2 separate regions of the Homo sapiens genome follow, and region 2 is linked to region 1. Evidence: read pairs that join two places in POLR2A ChIA-PET (ENCODE). Cell type or tissue: PC-9. All regions are shown on one strand.

Evidence for each region. ChIA-PET counts read pairs that join two places held together with the same protein. Peaks named below come from ENCODE experiments on the same cell type or tissue, not always from the same donor. Only the 100,000 strongest peaks of a DNase experiment are listed, where the experiment ranks them.
Region 2: POLR2A ChIA-PET joins it to region 1 with 9 read pairs; 2 of 35 experiments call an interaction of 5 or more read pairs at or near these places.

Annotation. Positions count from the first base shown.
Region 1 is chr1:116,673,473-116,675,972 of GRCh38, forward strand. No RefSeq gene overlaps it. Among named protein-coding and RNA genes, the nearest start is that of MIR320B1, 3.0 kb to the left of the region's middle. In PC-9, no CTCF peak of the experiment used is centred here; a DNase peak (open chromatin) is centred at 1,489; H3K27ac peaks cover 924 bases.
Region 2 is chr1:116,411,785-116,414,284 of GRCh38, forward strand. All of the region lies in intron 1 of ATP1A1-AS1 (ATP1A1 antisense RNA 1), which reads right to left. It also overlaps the pseudogene RNU6-817P. Among named protein-coding and RNA genes, the nearest start is that of ATP1A1-AS1, 5.6 kb to the right of the region's middle. In PC-9, no CTCF peak of the experiment used is centred here; no DNase peak of the experiment used is centred here.

The DNA of each region.
Region 1 (2,500 bases):
GGAGGCGGAGGTTGCAGTGAGCCGAGATTGCGCCATTGTACTCCAGCCTGGGTGACAAGAGCGAAACTCTGTCTCGAAAAAAAAGAAAAGAAAAGAGGTTGATTAGACTAGTGAGAAAGTCCCAAACTGGCTGTGCATGAGTTACTCACAAAGCATTTAAAGTGCAGATTCCCAGGCCCCATTTAGAAGATCCTATTTCTGAACATATGTCTGAGACTAGTCTAAGAAGACTTTTAAAAGGGATCTTTCAGGTCAAAATTTTATGATGGATTTTCACAGATTCATGATCCCATCCCCTCTGTCCAAGTCCATTTTTGATTGGGATTGAGAATTCCCTCAACTGCATAGCTTGACCCCAGATCAAAAGAATCAGAGGAGCTCATCTCTTCTACCAGTATTCCATTCTGAACTTAGTTCTCACCACGGTCAACAGGCTCCCGATCTTTCCCAGCCCCAAACCTTGAGCATTTAATGACTCTCCATTCGTCTTTTCCAAAATCTCAGCAAATCCTGATTTTTTTCTTAACTCAATAGCCTTGCATCTGCATCTCCTTACATCCAGCTCTGGCTCTTGGCCCATGCTCTTCCCTGTATGGCCTCCCTCCCTTTGCTAAAGAATTTAAAGAACCCAAACCTGTGGGTAGGCTGAAAGCCATGACGCTTGTCACGTTGGAGTAGCTTTTCTGAATTAGATTGGCTGACCCCCAATCTTTCTCTCTCAACGTCCCAGGGCAGCTGGGCTGTCTGCCTGGGCTGGCTGCCACTTTCAACCATGCTGTGGTCCAGGTGGAGGACTCTAAGAATTTGACTTGGCCTCTCCAATGAAAAGATGTTAGTTTGATCACAGAGCGTCTGTCCTTGCACAAGGAAAAGTGTGTCACCATATATCTGAGATTCTAAGAATCCAAACAACCATGATATTACAGCAGAATGGAGCCTTGTAGATGGGATGTTTTTTCTGAGACATCTGTTACCCCACTAGTCGCCAGGGCTGTCTGGCCTGATCTGGCTGGCATGTTGCCTCTCCCTGTAAAAGAGTGCAAAGACATTGGCAAATCTCACCCAAATATATATGAATTTGGCTGTCAGTTTCCAAAAGTTCACTTGGAAGTTAATTATTTGGAACTCAGAACATATTTTCCCATAACAGTAATATAATAAATGGTGATTATATTTCCAGGCTGACATGCAAGTGTGTTTAACCCTTAACATGCTTGAAATGCTACATATTTCAGAGGGAAAAAGCAGTATACCAACAATACAGTCAAAATACCAGGGATTCAATAATACTGAAAAATAACGTCAGGACAAAAGCTTAATAAATTCAGTTAACATATAGCACTGTTCTATGCCCTGGGGTGGTAAAGAAAGCAGGCAAGTTTCCTATCCTCATGAGTTTACATTCTTTATTAGTTTCTCTGTTTATGGTCATCTTCCCCTGGGTATGTAAGCTGTCTGTGGGCTGGAATCTGGTCTGTCTTGTTCTCTGGTGTTGGTCCAATGCCTAGAATAATGCCTAGCACATAGGATGTGATCAACAAATATTTGTTGAATGAATACGTTCTAGTTGGAAAGACAATAAACAAGTAAGCAGACAAATATGCAATCATTTGCAGATGTGATAAATGCTATGAAGAAAAATGAAGCAGAGATCATAGGAATGGAGGTGGCTGGGGTTTTTTTTGTTTTTGTTTTTTTAAAGCTAGGGTCTTGCTTTGCCGCCCAGGCTGGAATGCAGTGGTACAATCGTAGTTCACTGCAGCCTAGAACTCCTGGACTCAAGTGATCCTCCTGCCTTAGCTTCCCAAGTAACTGTGCTATGCTGACACCACCACACCTGGCTAATTTTGGAGGTGGCTATTTTTGATGGGGTGGTCAGAATGGCATCTCTGAAGAAATACTACTTGCACAGAGATCTGAATGAAAGAAAGAATCATGGAAGATCTGAGAGAAGAGGGAAGAAGGAGTCTTGTTTTATTTTTTTTTTTTTTTGAGACAGAGTCTCGCACTGTCGCCCAGGCTGGAGTGTAGTGGTGTGATCTCGGCTCACTGCAACCTCTGCCTCCCAGGTTCAAGTGATTCTCCTGCCTCAGCCTCCCCAGTAGCTGGGATTACAGGTGCCCGCCACCATGCCCAGCTAATTTTTTTGTATTTTTAGTAGAGACAGGGTTTCGCTATGTTGGCCAGGCCGTTCTCAAATGCCTGACCTTATGATCCACCCACCTCGACCTCCCAAAGTGCTGGGATTACAGGCGTGAGCCACTGCGCCCGGCCAACTCCTGCTTTTAATATCAGCCCAGGACATTTATACTGATGTTCCCTCTGAGATCAACTAAAATACCTAGAAAAAATTTAAATAATGTGAAAAAATAGTTATTAAAGTGGTGAGGAATTGCCAGGCAAAAACTAGGAGAAGGGGAGGACCATCACTTAAAGCCACTGTTGCCATGCGGACGTCCATGAATTGGAATAAATATCTGCAAAACCAAGCTGTCTTTTG
Region 2 (2,500 bases), 260 kb before region 1:
CAGAGCAATGATTCTCAAAATGTGTCCCCCAACCAGCAAGACCAGCAAGACCAGCAATGCCTGGGAACTGTTTATAAAATGCACATCCACAAGCCCCATCCCAGACCTACTGAGTCAGAAACTCTGGGGAATTGCATTTTAAGCTCTCCAGATGACTCTGATGCATACTGAAGTTTGAGAACTTCTAGAGGAAGTAAGCCACAAGACAGAAGGAGCCTGGCCCTGAGTCGCTGCTTGGAGGAGGGCCATGTGAGAGAACAACTCAATCAGGAACACCCATATCAGACTATTGTGTGAGAAACCCACTTTCATTGTGTTAAGCCATTGACTCAGTGGGTACGCATTTATGTGGCTTATGAGAGAACATGGAAGATTGGAAGGTGGGGTCTAAGCAGTGGTGTGCAGGAGCTGGCTCACACCAGCTCATTTGTTAAATTTTCAGGAATTTTGCAAACAAGGTGACTTCTCATTGGCAACATTAAATTGGCCAAGGTTGGAATAGTTACACCATGGAAATTGTCAAATGCTACAAACCAGGACTTGTTTTCCCAGAGAGCTGGTTGTTAAACATTAACCAGCACACCACTGGGACTAAGCATCAGAGAGTAGAAAGGTGGGATGATGGTACAGTGGCCCTGGGCTGTAATGAACCATCAAAGGAAATGCCATCATGTGAGGCTCTCTAGGCCCAGCCCACACGCAGGCTTCTCTTGACAACACTGTGTCTTTGCCATGTCCTTGTATTTAGAGATTCTGGAAGCTGAGAGAGAAAGACTGTGGAAGCAGAGTGGGTGAATGGTCAAAACTATCATTCAGGTTAAGAACTGGTGGGGTTTCTCAACTGTGGCACTGTTAAGCTTTTGATCAGATGAATCTTTTTGGGGGACGGTATCCTGTACCTTGTGCATTTTAGTAGGTTTAGCAGCCTCCCTGGGCTCTACCCACTAGATGTCATTAGCCACCCTTCTCCCTCCAGTTGTGACAAGGAAAAGTGTCTTCAGATACTATCAAATGTCCGTCCGCTGGAGGCAAAATCACCCCCAGTTGAGAACCACTAATTAAGAACTACCTAGAAGGCAAGAGACACCCCCATAGGGGTGGGCTGGGCCTCAGCCTACCATCTCAACCCCATGACAATTTAGGGAAGATGCTTTTGGATTCAACTGTAATCACTTTCTATCACATTCTATTAATCTCTTTTCCAATGTTCCCTATCTCTCTGATCACTCCACTCCGTTCTCTACCACACAGCTCCCAGAGTCTGTACCACATTAGCTCTTGGTTTGGGAGTGTCTGATGTTGACTGAAAAATATTTCAAGTGTGTTAGCTTCTCTCCTCGACACCACTGGCCTCCATCCCTCTTCAAGATAGTATGGTGCAGGGATTGAGAACACTGGTTCTAATGGCAGCTGGTCTGCCTGGATCTTGCTCTGCCATACTTTAGCTCTGACTTTAGGCAAGTCACTTAACCTCTCTGAGCCTCCTCCATTTCCTTGTTAATCAAACGGGTGAAAATACTATTTCCTACTTCATAGAGTTCTGAGAATAAAGTGAGATAATACTCAACAAACACTGGCTACTGTTTTTCACTCAACGGATTTTAGAGCACACCCAGAATGGTGGACCATGTGCCACATGCTGGGGGAATGGAATTGAGCAAAACAAACACATAGGCCCACTCCCTGTTACAGTCTGGTGGGGAAGACAGTGCAATGAGCAGGTCTTAAGAGGATGTGTGGTAAGTGCCAGAAGAGGAAAATCCCCTGGTACCACAGAAAACCACAGGTGGAGCCTAACCAAGCCTCAGGGGTTGGGAGGAGGCTCCTGGGGAAAATAAGGATGGGCTCCGGGCAGGCCCTGCTGGTTGCCTGCCAAATGTACATGCCCTCCCCTTGGTCTTTACCCATCCCATGCTCCACTGGGGTATCCCAATTTTTCTGGATCTTTTTTCTTTACACTTTTTTCCATTTATTTACTTATAAAAATACGGAATGCTTCATGAATTTGCACAGCATCCTTGCACAGGGGTCATGGTCATCTCTGTGTGGTTCCAATTTTAGCATACATGCTTCCAAAGCCAGCACTCTTCACTTTTTTCACCACACTCAGCTCTCCTTCCTTTCTTCTCCTAAAAGGTAACCAACCATTTTAATGTTTATCTTCTTATTTCAATGTGTTCTTGCAACATGGGTATTGTTTTGTGTGTGTGTATGTACTTTTAAACTTTTATCATGAAAATTCTCTAAGGTACACAAAAGTAGAGAAGATAATATCACAAACTTCCATGTAGCCATCATGTAGTTTGAACAATTTTACCAACATTTTGCCAATTGTGTTTTATCTAGTCTCTCCTCTCCATCCCTACTTCTTTCTTTCAGAAGTATTTTAAGACAATCCCAGACATGGTTTCACCCATTATACATCTCAGTATGCATGTTCAACAGAAAATGACTTTTCCAAAAAACTCATAACCACCAAGTAGATTCTTTTTTTCTTTTT